2 separate regions of the Mus musculus genome follow, and region 2 is linked to region 1. The links are chromatin loops, found by intact Hi-C in ENCODE. Cell type or tissue: heart. All regions are shown on one strand. Each heading gives the region's core, and the rest is flanking DNA. Links, peaks and the distances in the headings are about the cores only. Region 1 has its middle 38 kb from the start of Prss55. Region 2 overlaps Pinx1 (PIN2/TERF1 interacting, telomerase inhibitor 1).

Region 1 (8,389 bases), core at 324-8,323:
GTCACTCGGAAAAGGTCTCTCTCTGTGTATGCCCCCTTCAGGGCCTTGGAGCCCCTGTGTGCAGGGCCATGCTTCAGTTCATGGCACGGTGAATGGGGATTGTTCCAGGAGATGGTTTGCACTGTACTCTTCTGAATTGTTTGGGTCTGTGCCAGCTCCTTCCCCAAGCAATGCCCTCTTGACTATTGTGTCAATTATGGCTGATGGTTATCTTGCTTGTTTATCCAGTTGCTGTATAGATTGACTCTCTGAATGTCAGGGTTTGCCTGTTTCCATAACAGGAAGCCTCTTGCTGTCTTACTGTATTAAGAACCTCCAGTCAACACAATAGAATCTCAACAAAACCCTAAACACTCTGTTTGCCCGGGAGCCTCATTGAATCCAGCTCTTATTGTTTCATTTAGAGTTGGAATCCTGTATTTACAGTCAGAAGGGTGTGTGTGTGTGTGTGTGTGTGTGTGCAAGCACGTGTGTGTTTAATGAGGTCAAACGTGGCTTTTCACTTTCCAGGTTCCCCACCCAAAGCTCAGCAAACTCAGCAGAAGCCGAGGGCACCAGGATTCTCTAGCCGTAGACCTTCTGACGCTGGAGGGTGGGGACAAGCAGGACAGAGTCCCTGGGGAGCTTCCTCTTGGTCTGCTTGCCTTGGGTCAGAGGAAGAGGTTTCTGTTTGCACACTAAGCCACAGTCAGACAGTAGAACAAAACTGCAGCGTGGAACCTAGGCGCCCTGAGCCCTGCAGAGGAAACAGGATCAAAGGAAAGCCACTGGGCTGTCCCTTCTTGCACTTTCTGTTTATTATCCTTTGTGATGGCTCCCATGCCCTGGGAGTTTCCAAGAAACCCTCTGGGCATCTGATCTGGTTAAATAGTGTGGGTTTCTTTTCTTAATCTCACTTTCTTTCCCATCCTCAGCTTGGCAAGGGACTTAGAGGGGAAACAGCCTTCAGTAATAGATGTGGTTCTTCATGAAGAGCCACCTCATCCAGGACACTTAGCATAGCTACTACTGTTGTGGAGCTCCTGGGAACAGATCTCCCAGTCCGGGAGGCATGGAGCAAGCACCTAGGTACTCGATGTGAAAACTCAAGGGTACCCTTTCACTGGAAACCGGAGGATAAAGTCTTCCTAGAAAATGCGCCTATATGCCATGGGGTGCAAAGTCCTGCTACTATTAAGCCCTGAGAATATCGTAAATATAAGCTTAGGCATTCTTAATTGGTTAGTTAAGCCAATAAAACAGCTTGTGAAACCATCCACATGGGCTAAATGGGGGATTGGATGTGCTGTCTTCCTGAAGATCCAAAGCTGATGCTACCCAGTCCGCTGGAGCCAACTAAGTAGACAAAAGTTCTTTGGCTTTTGACGATGCAGCAAATGTAAATATGTTTGTATCTTGATAGATCTCTAACTTTCATCTCATGCAAAAATCTAAATAGTTACCCCTTAGTATCCATAGGGGACTGATTCTAAGGTCCCACACAGGCAGGGGTCCAGACCTCCAGAAATTCAAGCCCCTTATAGAAAATGGCATATTCTTCGCATGAAACTCATGCGCATATTTTAAATCATCTATACACTACTTATCGTACTTAACATGATGTGAATGTTATGTCAGTATTTGCTCTGATGTATTGTTTAGGGAATAATGGGGGAAAATGTCTGCATGTTCAGAACAAAGACAGCCAATGTAGATAGACCTAATCTAGCTTGGTGTCCACAAACCCTTCACTTCTCGGACACAAAACTCCCGGTTTCTGAAGACCACTGTGTGTGGCTTGTGCAGAAACCTCTGTTTTGGTTGAAGATGCTTGGTGTCTTAACCTGTTCCACTTTCCCCTGTTGACAAGGCTCCAGGCAAAGTAGCTGCCCTGGGAACTGCAATGCAAGCAACAGAGCAGTAGAGGGCACTGCTTACCTAAACACAACTCATGAACCCAGCAGGAACTAGAATTCTGATCCCTAAGGGTGATCAATCATCCAAACTGTCCTCAGGGCTCCTCCAAGCCCTGTCCAAATCAGGCCACTGAACAAGAAAGCTCTTGGATCACAAAGAGCTTCCTTGCCTTGCCCAGGAACTCAGAACTCAAACCTGGTGAGCCGTCCTCTGCGGAGAACCGTTCACACCAGCCTGTGGCCATTGTGTGGTGTTTCCTCCTGTTCTTCTTGTTCTGTTCCACTGACTTTGAACCTTGCCTTCACATCTCAGGAGATCAAATTACTTCCTTCACGATGCCTCCCCTTTAGTATTCTCATTTACCGGGCAGTCACTGCCGTGTTGTTGTCTTTGGGGTGGAGGACAGGGTAGCGTAGGGATAGTAGTACAAACTGCACCCACTTTAAACCTTGGCAGAGTAAGATTAATATTGCTTCAGAGACAAGGAGAAAGATGGGTCTCGGAGTCACTCTCACTAGGCAGCGCTTCTTGGAAAATGACCCTGACAAACAGACAGACAGACACACACACACACAGACACACACACACACAGACAGACAGACACACACACACACACACACACAGACACACACACACACACACACACACACAGACACACACACACACACACACACACACACACAGACACACACACACACACACAGACACACACACACACAGACACACACACACACACACACAATACCATTGCCTCAGGGGCAGCCAGGCCTTTGTGGGTACAGTCACAGCCTGGGTTGAGTTTTTGGCCTTGGTGTGCACACCTTTCATCCCAGCACTTGGGAGGCAGAGGCAGGTGGGTCTGAGTTTAAGGCTGGCCTGGTTCCCAGGCTAACCAGCGCTATAGAGTGAGACGGTGCCACAATAAGTAAACACACAAAAAGTCAAAACAAACAATGCAGGTCCTGCTCCAGTGGGAAATGCTCATCATGGAGGGAACCCCATGGGAACTTGGGAACTCTGTATACCTCAACTTTCTTGTGAGCCTAAAACCACCTCCGATGATAAAGCCTTTATCAACATATGCTAATTGTGATTTATTTATTCTTTCCAAATGAACGTTGACTTCCAGACCTATGGGCTCACGATCTCACCTTGTTTTCCTGAAAGACCTCCAAACTGTTGAGGAACCACCAAGCCCAGCTCTCCCCATCTGCAGATCCCAGGATGCTTGTGAGTTTAGGCTCACAACTCTGTCAGCGTTCCACTCGGAGCATAGATGTCACGAGGTTGAGATAGCACTGATGTGCCCTAGTGTCCTAGGTGTCCTAGCGGCACATGGAGTGTGTGTGCATTCAACGTTCCACGGTAACCAGAATGCAGAAGCAAGGGGCTTTGAAATTCTTTGGGGCAGTGACTTCCTGCTCTGATGTGAGGAGACCCTTCTGCATCTATCTTGTCTCCAATCCTAGAGTTTCTGTCTTCTTAAGGGCTTGAGTCTTGTTAGCTCACAAGTGTCATGAACTTTTTTTGTTTCTAGAAATTTCTAGACTCTGGGTACATAAAATTGGTGAAAATTATGCTATTTTCTCTAAATTCCTACTTGACTGGGGTAAGGTAAGGTGATATTTCAGAAATTATGATACACAGAGGATAGTGTGATTTTCTTCACAAAAATCCACATTTCTGATTTCCCCCAGGCAGATGAAAGGTGGGTGGTCTCAGACTCAGGGCTCAGAGATTTCCAGGACAAGACCTGACCAAGAAGCTGTAATATCTGATGTTGCCAGCAGGGGGCGAGGGAGATACACCACCTGTAAATGAAGCACTAACCTAGCTGCTGGTGTTTTGTTTTGTTTTTGTGGGTTTTTGTTTGTTTTGCTTTTTGTGTTTTTGTCTGTTTTGCTTTGTTTTGTTTTGTTTTTCAGGGTAATAGAACAGCTGGGAGGCTTCTCCTGTACCCATAAGCCCTGATGATGGGTGCTACCCGAAGAAGCAGAAAAGAGCTTGAGACCCAAACTTTGAGAGGGGCTGCCCCAGACCTCTTGAGGTCTCTCTCACTCTCCTGGTGGATGAGACAAAATAAAACACAGATTGCCTGATTACTCTTGCATTTCAGTGTAGCATTTAAGTGTTTGAGCTAAACATTACATGACTATATCTGTTTTGTTTCATTTATTTGAGATCAGCTCAGTATTAGCCGAGGATGACCCTGACCCTCTGGTCTGCACCTCCAGTACTCTGGTGTTTGCCACCATATCATAGGGATAAGACATTTTTAAAGCTCTTATTCACTGATTTAAATATTCAAATTTAATTAGGTGTCTAATAGTTTAATTTGTTGCATCAGCACCACCCACCTTCCTTAGTGCCCAAGAGTATTCTAGGCTAGTGCAGACCCAAAACAAATTGCTCCCACTTCCTGCTAGACCTTGTTCCCCAATCCCTGGGTAGAAGCTGTCATATTGAGTCTAAACCATTCACTTCAGAAAACGGTTCAGGAACTACAGATGGCACCGTTCCTCCCAACCACCAGCCTAATGTCCATTAAGAGCAGTCCCTGAAGCGTTTTTCTTTTCCCTGCCTTCCTTGACTTTCTCCATAGCACCAGCCTATGCTTCACCGTCATGGACCAGAGATTTCAGTTCCCGTGGGACATCGCAGTGAGGGCAGAGACCCAGCAGTGCCACACGTGCCTCCTGAGGTCACCAGGACTAGAGTCTGTTCTTCTTTATTCTCTCCTTTAACAACCCTGAAGAGAGCAGGGTCAGCCAAATGTTGCCCTAGTGGACCAGTTTGTCCGGGCTCTGGGATGGGCCTGAGGGGCCGATTGTGTGGCGGGACACCTGGCATCCACCACCCAGGCGACAGCCTCAGTGGTGGCCATGCTTTCCTGTGCAGCCACCACAGTGTGTGGAATGCTGATAAGGGAACAATGTAGCAGAGGAAAAGTGGCAGCACTTGGACAATGAGCAGCGGGCGGCAGCAGGGGCTCTCCCAGGCTGTGGCTCAAGGACTGAGTCCCAGAATCAGAGCCGACTACCCTGTGTGGGACAATGAGCTGAGCGGCTGGCGGCGGGGCGGGCGGCGGCGGCGGGGGCGGTGGGGGGCTCTCCCAGGCTGTCGCTCAAGAATCAACAGAGACTACTCTCTGGGTATTGTAAGCTCTATTCCCCAGGGGAGCTGCTCCATCCAGGAGCTTCCCCTGCCAGTCAGCCTACAAGCCTCTTTTCTTTTCACCGTGGAGCAGACAGAGCTACGAATCCAAGAAGGGCTCTTGCAACCGTCCCATGCTGGATGGCAAGAGCTTCCAGGAGAGCCCAGAGCAAGCTTCTCCAGTTCTTTCCCGTGTTCCCCAGTAGTTAGGGCATGAACTGAAGACAAGAATCAGCACAGAGCGTTCAGTTATAACTTTGAACATAAATGGGCTAAATTCCCAACCAAAAGACACAGACTAGGGCCACTGAGATAGCTCAGTAGGTAAAAGCACTTGTGCCAGCTTGACTACCTGCATTCAAAAGACAGTGGTGGAAGGAATTGACCAACTCCTGAGTATTCTTCTCTGGATTCCAGACCCAGGCATTGTCACATGCATGAACACACACATATGCACATGCACAGAATTATTTTAAAAATATAAGCAAGTAAGATGGATTTGAGAAACAAAAACCATATATTTGGTTTTGTTTGTTTGTTTGTTTGTTTGTTTTGTGAGACAGGGTTTCTCTGTGTAGCCCTGGCTGTCCTGGAACTCACTCTGTAGACCAGGCTAGCCTCAAACTCAGAAATTCGCCTGCCTCTGCCTCCCGAGTGCTGGGATTAAAGGTGTGCACCACCTCGCCCAGCCCCAACCATATATTTGTTATCTTCAAAAAACATATGACACCATCAAAGTCAAATTCAGCCATAAAAAAGGCTTTTCACCCCACTCTGGAAGTTAGACTGAAACAAATAAGATCTTAGGTAGGCCTGATAGTCACTTAGACAGGCTAGCCCTTGGGGGCTTTAGGGAAACCACACACCCTGAGACTTGTGCCCAATAAGACACCAAGCTGCCTCATGGTTAAATGATGCACACATATCACCCCATTTGTTTCCCGGAGGTTTAGCTACCTTGCAGCCAAGACATACTTTTTATAACAGGAGAACTGTCGTTGGCAGTGCACAGAACACAAGGGTGGTGGATATAAAATCACTCCCTGTGGGATACAGCCACTGTAGACCCAGTCCCTGGTGCAGGAGAAGCCTTGTATGTCTGCTGTCCCTTCCTGGTCACAGCTCAGAGCATGGTTTACGACCTGCCTGGCCCTTCATTGGTGAGCCTGCCTTCTGTGGATCAGGGCTTAGAGCAGTTTGCAAAAGGTGAACAGCATTCTAATGAAGAAGTAAAAGTAAAGAAGAGAGTGACGGAAGCAGCAAAGGAAGGCACAACGGAGCCAGGGATGTTGTGTGCTGAGGTTCTGTGTGCACCGTGAGGTCTGGTGCCCAGGACCCATACCAAGAGGAAAGCACCAGCTGCCACAGGGTCTGAGGCTGCAGCTGGAGGGTCTCAGTGTCCACAGCCAGCAGTTCCAGGCCTGGCTTTCACTGCAAAACCAGAGTATAGATAGAGGCCTGTCAGCAGATGCCAAGAAGGACCACTGAACCTGGTTCAAGGACACAGCCTTGTGTATCTGGGCCTCAGGAAGGACAGGTTTTAGCGTGTTAGAGAGATGGGAGGTTTGTGCCCCTACAACTCTCAGCCTACCCTGATTCTGTTGGCTCCTGGTGAGGTGCCAGGGAGCAAGGAGTGGGAAGTGTTCCTCTGGGGACATATAGGAGGTCTCAGTGTGTGGCCTTAGTTCCCTGTGCTTCTATGCCATGCTATGAAGTATGGTGGAATGCTACCCTCTTGTAGGAGACAAGCAAGATGTCAGAAGGCCACTTTCTTCCCTCTATCCTGATAGTCTCCTAGGAGATCAAGGTCTGTCTTACTTAACATAGAGTATTCTGGGTCACAAGCAGGCTACTCGACTATCACTAGGCTCTTCCAGTTCCTCAGTCTGTGTTGTAGCTGAAAGCCATTTGGACTAAGAAGGGCATTAGCCGGACCTTTGCTGGCAAGAATCAAGGAGTGGCGGCTCTTGAGGTCTGCAGCCCTTCGTCCCTAGCCCATTCAGCTCTCGAAGAAGCCACACACAGGATAAGAACTGTGGGGTTGGGGTCAGGAGTCTTTGCATGTGCCACTTCCTCGTTGAGTCCCAAGAGGTTATGTCTGTGCTGGACCATTTCCCAGCAGCCTCTTCCCATGCAATCAAGGACAGAGCACCAAGCCCCTATTATGGGCTGTTTTGTCAGCACTTGGCATGCGACCATGGAGGTGACACCAATTACTTGTGTCACAGCTTCTGGGGAAGACGGAGATGCATGAAAGCCAGTTCAGGGCCATCCATCAAAACTGGAGGGGGGCTGAGAGCCTGTCACAGTGACAGGGAATAGAGAGGAGCAGGGTCTCTCAGGGCGATGAGTTGGCAAAGCATGCTCTATCATCAGGATTGATGTCTCTGCAGGCAGGATGGGCCAGGGTGAGAGAAGGGGACTTTAGGGGCTAGGTGTCAGGTCACAGTGCCATCCCTCGCTCCCAGGCCTGCCTCTGCCCTCTTGCTACTGTACACACAGCTGAGCCATATTTCCTCCTTCAAATACACCTTAACTCTCATCTCCTGTCAGAGCACCACTCTGGGAAGCCAATCACGTGCTGCCTCCTATATGAGGACGCTGCAGTCCACGCCCCCTCCCTGTTAAAACGTGTTCTATAGAAGTCCTGCACCTCTGAGTTAAATGGTACTTAACCCATTGAAGTAATAGGGACTTTACAGTTTCTGCGACATGTCTCCACATCCGCTGTGCCATCGGATTCTCATGACTATATGGCGATAGGAATATAAAGCCAGTGTTGGTTGACGGGTAAACTGAGGCACAGCAAAGTTGTTAGCTCACCTCTAATCATACTGATGATATGTATGCAGTCTTTGCAGTGTAGCAGTTGGGCAAAGTGGGCACAAAGGAAGAAATGGCAGAGCTCACTCCCTGACACCTCCAGGCCTGCTACTGTACCTGTAGGGACCGTGTGTCAGACTGAGGCTCCTGAGGAAAGCAGGCAGTGGGGAGTCACCTCATCCAGGAAGTCCCGGAACCCTCAAGAGATTCTGAGGTTTGGTGAAACCTTCCAGGGGAGGGAGAAGAATCTCTTAGACCCCTGCTCAGTATGTTTTTGCTTTTAGCTGTCGCAGCTCATGGTCCCTGGCACCTCTCCATAAAAGCCTTGGACAGTGAGGATTTTTCTGGTGCTCTACCATCTAGTGTAGTCATTCCATATGTCACTCCTATAAGAATAAAATACCTGATAGAAGCATCATTTAAGGAGGACCACCTAAGTTAGCTCTTGGTCTCAGGGTATTTCAGACCATTGTGGGGTGGGGAGATAGGGAGACAGGAAGAGCTTGGTCCCTGTTGG
Region 2 (8,389 bases), core at 189-8,188, 160 kb after region 1:
AAACAAAAAAAAGAGGCAAATAATTCCCCTGGGTGCATAAAGCAACACTGCGTGACACAGAGAGGACAACTATAGTCAGAGATATAGGAATGGCTTTAAATTTGGGCAACTAAAGATAAGCTAAAAATGGAGACTGGATAGTTGCTTAGCAATTATTTTTAGTAACAATCAATTCTTAATTTTTCTCTTTGAGAATGGGAAAGTTGGGCTGTGGAGATGGCTCAGTCAGTAAAATGCCTAACATAATCAAATGAAACTGGATTCGAATCTCTGATGGTCATCTAGAAAGACACACAATGTCAGCCTCTGGCCTCTATACACAGAGGTGCATGCCCCCCCCCCAACTTAAATTCACATGAGGTTTTTAGGCAGACTCCTAAGAACTATGAATGTTCAGCTCTTGGTTATGAATCACAATTCACTGCTTGCTATTTCTTTTCCTAGTAATTTAAATTTTAATTGTAAATAGATGTTCTGTGGCTAAGCGCACTTGCTACTAAATCTGAGGACCTAAGTACAATCCCCAGGGCATGATGAGAGGAGAAAACCAACTCCTCCAAGTTGTCCTCTGAGCTCTACATCACACCACGGCACATGTACCCTCACCACAAACAAACAAACAAATGTAATAAAATGAAAATGTAGAGCCTGTAACTATCCATACAAATAGCTCCTCTAACCTACAAAGAAGAGCGGTACTATTCACGAAGTTAGCACGGCTCTATATGGACTTGGGGCAAAAACAATCAGAACATATGACTAACTTCTTTAGTTGGTATAACTTTAAATTAGTAGCACGGTGCTTTCGCATTAGACTTGGCATTACAAGCTCCAGTCTTAGTGCAGAAACTTTGTGAAGATGGTGCTCAGTTTCTAGGACACCACATAAAAGGTGCTCTGACTTCTTCCCAACAATAGAGAGCGTCGTCTACTGTGTTGACTGAGAGGCTTCCTGTCCAAGCCGCACTGAGGACTTCAACACAGTTGAGGAGGGATGGTGACAAAGAAGGGAAATAAACATGGAACATGTCTCCAGATAACTCACTGGGAAGACTGATGCCTGTTAAATCAGGAAAATAAAATTCAAGAGTGTGTTGGCTTCCTTTTCCTTCTTCCTTCTTTCTAAGATTTACTTGTTTATTTTAGACATATGAATGCTCTATTTGCATTTACACCTGCATGCCAGAGGAGGGCATTATCCCATTACAGATGGTTGTGAGCCACCACATACCTGCTGGGAATTGAACTCAGGACCTCTGGAAGAGCAGCCAGTGCTCTTAACCACTGAGCCATCTCTCTAGCTCATGTGTTGACTTTCTAAATGTAAAACTCTAAGATTATTGGGCTAGTGAGATGGCTCAGCAGTTAAGAGCATTGGCTGCTCTTCTAGAGGCCCTGAGTTCAATTCCCAGCAACCATATGATGGCTCACAACTATCTATAAGGAGATCTGATGCCCTCTTTTGGTCTGTAGATATATACACAGCAGAGCACTCATAAATTAAATAAATAAATATTTTTTAAAAAGACAAAACAAAATAAATTATTAAAAAACTCTTAAGATTAATTTGCTATAAAAAGTCATTTTGGCTAGGTGAAATTTCAATATTAAAAAATGTCTATTGGATCTACAAGAGAAAAAAACAAAACAAACAAACAAACAAACAAAAATCCACACCTCAAGCCAGGCCTGGTGGTGTACTCAGGAGGCAAAGGAAAGCTGGGAGTTCCAGGCTGGCCAGGACTACATAGGAGACTTGGTTGTTGTCGATGTTTCTTAAATATCCAGGGCTAAAGGTTATCGAACCTCTATCTCAGACAAGTAAGTGCATAGAAATTTCTCTTGCTTAGCTACAAAGGCTTGGCTCAGGTCCCACCCCAACATTCAAAGAAGCAAAAGCACCCTTTGGAAGCTATCAACCAAAATCTCCAGCAATTAATGTCACTTTATGGAAAAACTAAGCATTTACCCCAGAACTTCATGACTTACTCACTGATTATAGGAAAACAAAATGAATCTCCAAGACTTTCAAAACACAGTGTCACTGAAGTTGGTCAGTGTTAAAAATCAAAGTGGTCTCACTTTTAACATACAGGTCTATGCTAGAGAGTTCCAAATATGACAGCCACTACGAACCAACAATCACAAACATGCTCTCACTCATGAACACCACATGACCCTCATGGTATCTAAGCTTCCACCCCATTCATCTGAACAAAGGATTTGTACAGAAAAGCAAAAACAGAACAATTGCTTTAAGTGCCTAAAGGAGGCTTACGCTGAACTCTTTCAGTCACAGAAGCGTCCGTCAGGTGTTTTAATACAGGGAGGTAGCCAGGGATGCTGCGAGTCCTGTGGTGGCAAAGCTGGAGTGTTAGCGCACCAGTAAGATCACATGGGGATGTGATGAAGAAGGGATGGAGCTAAAACTGGTTACAGAAGCACACAGTGATGCACAGGAATGACTCATCTGCTGGGCATGCTGGGTAAAACCTGAACAATGGGCAGTCTAGGAAGAAGAGCTTTACCATGAAGTCAGAGTCAAGGACTGAAGGCAGAGGTCCCCCTAGGCCATGTGGAGTACAAAGGAATTTTAACCAGGGTAGAGATTAATGTGCAAAACTCTGACATGGGCACTGTGCTGACTGATGGCCTTGCATTTCTACCCTTACCCCATATCCTCTTGGCATCAGCCTGTCTTCTGGAGGACAGACACACAAAAACCATGACAACAATTCTCAATTATATGGATTACCCAGCTCACTAGGCATGCTTTCCAGACTGCCATTCTGTTTGTTTACCTCTAAAACTTCCCAGATTCTCTACAACGGTTTCCAAGCTTAACCACAGTCTAAAAATACTAAGTGCAAAATTGCAGAAAAATACAATTTAAACTTCACAGTTCTAATAAGTGTGATAACATCTGACATAATCTTGACTGGAACACAAATTGTCTTTTTGTTCAGTGTGTTCATGGTATATATGCTGCTCACCTGTTAGTCATTGATAATAATTTCTGTTATCTGATCAACTGCCTAGTGTCACAGCTCTTGTGTTTAAAGAACCCTAATTTTACTTAATAATGACTCCTAAGTATAGACAGAGGGTTGCAAAAGTTACTCCAGGGCATGGAACCTGGGACAGGCTATCTCCAGTACTATTTGGCAATGCTACAGTTCATAGAGTAAGGACATAGTATACATCTCACAGGGCTGAGTAGTATCCAAGGTTTCTAAAATGCACTGGTGTCTCAGTATAGTCTCCTCAGCTATGGGGATGACTGGACCACGCAGGACATGGGAAACACTATGAAAACAATCAGCTTACTCCAGACAATCTTAATCTGGCAAAGTTGCTCTGCCTTCACTTCTTTTTCTTGACCAGTGGTTTCTTCTCTTAGTCATGCAGAACATCTTTCCACAATTTAATCCGAGGAGCCTAAATAAATAAATAAATAAATAAATAAATAAGTTCTACATACGATAACTAAGTGACGTTTAGGAGGAGGGCTGTGTTCATTAACACAGAAAAAGCTCTAAGAAGGCTACAATATAGCTTTGTTAATTGACCGCATGCTTCCAAATATCTATAACCCACGGGACACTTGGGAGTTGGGTGGGATGAAGAACTAATATGAGGCACTGGCCACAGCTTCAACTGAAGCCGATCTAGTTCCAACCTTCCTCTACCCGCAAATACGTGCTCTTCTACAGCGTGGTCCTCTTGCCTCTACCCCATGGGTGGTTGCTAGGCTACATCTCTAGCTCTACAATGGAAATTATTAATGAAGAAAAAACATAGTTACATTCCCTTAATCAGCCCAGCTAGTAGCTAGGACTCTTGAGAGCAAATAGTCCAGCAGATAATTCTGAAGCTGCACCACGGATGGGTGTGTGGGGCAGCACACTGGTAACAAACTGGACCTAGCTGATCTCCTTTCAGTCACCTGTTGCTTTTGCAACTCTCAAAAGGGGAAACCATCTTTTATTTTAAGTGGAGGAAAAGGAATTATTTTGAATTTGTGCCTCTGCAATCATACAGCAGTTTTCTAGAAATTGGTTAAAAATGTCAACCTATCTACTTAAGGCAGAGACTGAGTATTTAAGTGTCTTTAGCCATGAACTGGAGACAGTGAACGCTACTACTCAGGAGCTCCACCTGGTGCCAGCTTTCCAAAAGACACCCTACACTGCACAAGGAAGAATGGTCTGTAGGAAACACAGCCATCACTCACAAGGTCAAAGAGCCATCCTCTAGGGGGAAGAACATGTTACGTCTTACGTAGTGGTTATGATCAATGATGCTCAGAAATGTATTCTGTTTACATATCATTTTCTGCTATTTGTAAGAAACAGACCACTGGAGAGATGGCTCAGCGGTTAAGAGCACTTACCAACTGCTCTTCCAAAGGTTCTGAGTTCAATTCCCAGGAACAACATGGTGGCTCACAACCATCTATAATGGGATCCGATACCTCTTCTGGTGTGTCCAAAGACAGCTACAGTGCACTCATATAATAAATAAATCTAAAGAAAGAAAGAAAGAAAGAAAGAAAGAAAGAAAGAAAGAAAGAAAGAAAGAAAGAAAGAAAGAGAAAGAGAGAGAGAGAGAGAGAGAGGAAGAAAGAAAGACAGACAGACCTTTGTAATAGTTTGAATATACTGGAGGTGTGGCCTTGTTAGGGCAGGTGTGTCGTTGTGGGTGTGGGCTTTTATACCCTAGTCCTAGCTACCTGGAAGCCAGTATTATGCTAGCAGCCTTCAGATGAAGATCTAGAACTCTCAGCTCCTCCTACACCATGCCTGCTTGGATGCTGCCATGTTCTTGCCCTGATGATAATGGACTGAACCTCTGAACCTGTAAGCCAGCCCCTATTAAATGTTGTCCTTATAAGAGTTGCTTTTATCATTGTGTCTGTTCACAGCAGTAAAGTTCTAACTAAAACAACCCTCCATCACATAAACTTTAAAAACCTGAGTGTGTACCTAAACCTACTTTTACAGAAAGGAATTAGGAATGATGACCTCTCTAATTTCTTAAAAACCGATAAGCTGCAGATAGCTTATTTAAACTATTTCAATACGCATGGTAGTTAGAGAAAAGTTTCTTAATGTTGCCATTAAAAAAATCTATTTTGTTATACTTAGAAGAAATAGTCACAAAAATGGCAAGGCAAGTCACTAAGTTAAATGTTTTACTGTAAGCCTGCAGTTTTATGCTAGTAGTTTGAAATCCCATACTCATGAGCAGTAAAGCTGACAGCAGTGAAGGGTGTGTGCATCAGTGTGTCAGTGCTGGGCTTTAGGGTACAGGCTTTAGAGCGCAGAGTTTCTCACAGGCCTGAGAGCAGCCAGGCAGGTGAAGACTGTCGCCTCCATTTCCTGCCATGGCTCCACAACGCAGCTTATTCTGCCATTAAGAGACTCCCATGCAGTTCCCTCAACACCCACTTGGCTTTGATAGACATGAGACCAGGAAAAGGCCTCCAGAGAAGGCAGAACCAGGTGGCCATATCCAAGGGAGAGAACTTTACAGCTGTCATCCTACCTGTCTCTCTCAACTGTGGTTTATCAGACAAAAGTGTGACCCGTGCATGTGACTCAACACAGAGGCCTGCTATCTACAGTCACAGCACACAGCCTTTTGGTAAGAGTCACTTAGCAGGAGGCCAAGCGAAGGCACTATTTTCCAAGACAGATGGGAACATGGGCCATAGGACATTATTGGGCCAGTAAGTTTTTCTGGTTAGTGTGACTTTCTACCCATGTTTGCATGAGGAACTCAGTAGCCAATGCTGGGACTGTAGTTCTGGCTGACCAGTGAAGCTCAGACAGGTTGAATTCCTGTGGAAAGTCATGACTAGAAGTGCAGAGGACTTCGGTGCAGGTCTGTGAAATGATGACAGACCTGCTCTCGCTACTTACTACATGGTCTCATTTCTGTTTGTTATTTCTGGACTGTAAGTCTCATTTACCTTGTTTTGATTTGCTTAATTAACATCCTTCTACCTCTGCTGTCAGTTCCACAAAGTGAGATCTTATGCAGGACTGTAACCTAGTAAAAGCCTGAAATACAGATCCGGTGCTATTTCTAGGGTTTGATGACTGTAGACTGCATGACATAGAAACAAACCTGTGCAGCTGAAGAGTGCCAGTGTGATCCAAAGCCACCACAGGGTGTCACCCAATGCCAGGGAGCACTGTTCCATGGTTCTTCTACTGAACCATTTACTTAGTAAACTGGGCTTTTTTGGCCACAGCTAACTAAAACAGAATGGTGTTCATGTACGTGATCTGGCTGGGAACAAGTAGGAATTTTAGTGCTATGCTAGCCTCAAAAGCAAAGGGAACCACTCTCATCCCAGCCTTCCCACAGCCAAGACAATGGACCCTGGTGCAGGGCCTGTACTACTCAGTGCAGGGTCCACAGATCTGGCCAAGGTTAAATTTAGTAAGGCAACTGCATTGTATAGGGTCCTAAGAAAAGTTTCTGCCCTAGATTTATTATTGTCTTTGCTTAGGACGATTGAGATAAGACATTTATGAAAACACTTCCTGAGAAATGGAATCCTAGAATTAAAAACCCTTAAGAAGGATAGGCAGAGGTGTACACTTAAAATCTAGCACTTGGGAAGGGGAAGCGGGGAGATTTCAAGTTTGAGGACCGTTTAGGGTACATTATGAGCTCAAAGCTGGCATGAACTGCATAGGGAGACCCTGTCTCAACAACAACAGCCACAGCAGCAGCAACAGTGACTTCTTCCTAGCATCATGAAGCAATCATGGCTCACCCTGCAGAGGAAAATAGTGCAGACAGGAAGCAAGGAAATCAGAAGGTACACTGAGGGTTTGCTAAGCACAAACTGCAACTCACCTTGCCTCTATCAGAAGCAACTGATCAAGACCTAGGCTCTGGCTGACCAGCTAAAGGTAATGGTGAATCTTTACATCTACATAGGCCTTAGGCTCCCCAGGTGAAGCAGAGCCCAGAGCAATTTGTATATTTTTTTGTGCTTCCTACATTTTCAGGTAATATTTAATTCCTTCTCAGATTTCTGACAGGTTTGAAAATTAGTTAAGTCTCATTATTGAACTTAAGTTGTTTAGCATTAAAGAAGATGTTCTAAATTTGAAAGGATGGTTTTCAGATTGTTAATGCAAGTTAAAATCAAAACATAATTCAGGTATAGAATTTCAAACTCTTTAAGTTAGGATAGATGATAGAGTACTGTGTCTAAGTTGACAAAATTGATAGGCTAGACATTATTAGTGTTTATCATACTTTACAGTTTACATAATTGTTATAATTATTTTCAATGTATACCTGAGAGAAAAGGCCTTTTTAACTGGACAAAGGGGGAAATGTAGCTGCTTATATTCGCAGGCTAATTATGTTCCCCCAAAAACTTGATTGCAAGAATGTCTGCATGTAAGACACTGAGGGGCCCTGCCCCCAGTTGGTTCTGATTGGTAAATAAAGATGTCAACAGCCAATGGGTGAGTAGGGCAGATAGAGGCGGGACTTTTAGGATTCCTGGGCTAGGGACAGGGAGAAGGGAGAAGAAGGAGATCCCCACACCAGGAGAAGGAGAGGAGAGTGAAGGACAGGGAGGCATAGCTCCCAGGGAGGAGCTGGGAGAGTGCAGTCCAGCTGGGCATCACTCTGGGTCCAAAGCAGCCAAGATAGAATGTAGGATTTAGTAAGTAATAACTTGGGATTATCGGCGGCAGTGGGGTGGGGATGGATTAACCACACGGAGGTTAGAAAGTGGCCCAGCCATTGAGCCGATTTAGGCATATAAAAATATAAAGGCTGTGTGTGTCTTTCATTCGGGAACCCAGAATATTGGGGCAGGTAGTGAGGACTGCACTGGCACTGGGGTTTATTTCATTTTTAAATTCTTCACACAGAAGCACAGCCTGGAACTCTCAGTCCTGCTTCATGGTAGACTAAGCAAGTTTTTTCTCTCTGGACCTCAGCTTCCTTTTTCTGGAGGTGATGTGCAATTATAAAATTGCCAATCATTCTGAAGACTGAGTGACATAATGGGGACGTGAGCCCCAGTCCTTGACTTAAACCATCTCCACTCAAAAGACTAGACCAAGGTCAGCTGGGCAGGTTTGCCTCTGAGAGAAGCTCTATAGTGAGAAAGAGTTCCTGGCACCACTCTACCTGCTGGGAACTGCATTCCAAGGGGCAGCAAGATGCTTGCTAAAGAAACACAGCTGCCATAAGGCATGGTACCTCCGCACTGGCCATGACTGTGCTGGCCAAAGGGCAACAGCAACAAGACTACACACACTAGAACCATCTAAATGTGGCATACGAGCAGCATTCCTCTGCAGCGAAGGGGAATCGAAGACATACCTAGTACCACTGCACTCTGCTG

Evidence for each region. Peaks named below come from ENCODE experiments on the same cell type or tissue, not always from the same donor. Only the 100,000 strongest peaks of a DNase experiment are listed, where the experiment ranks them.
Region 2: a loop joins it to region 1, with 7 times the contacts of the local background. A loop is called at or near these places in 25 of 42 quality-filtered maps.

Annotation. Positions count from the first base shown.
Region 1 is chr14:64,042,918-64,051,306 of GRCm38, reverse strand. No RefSeq gene overlaps it. Among named protein-coding and RNA genes, the nearest start is that of Prss55, 38 kb to the left of the region's middle. In heart, for the core only: CTCF peaks have their summits at 1,895 (motif pointing right) and 3,682 (motif pointing right); DNase peaks (open chromatin) are centred at 616, 2,006, 3,696, 4,826 and 1 weaker place; H3K4me3 peaks cover 919 bases; H3K27ac peaks cover 1,925 bases.
Region 2 is chr14:63,887,772-63,896,160 of GRCm38, reverse strand. All of the region lies in intron 6 of Pinx1 (PIN2/TERF1 interacting, telomerase inhibitor 1), which reads right to left. Among named protein-coding and RNA genes, the nearest start is that of Pinx1, 32 kb to the right of the region's middle. In heart, for the core only: a CTCF peak has its summit at 5,439; a DNase peak (open chromatin) is centred at 4,160.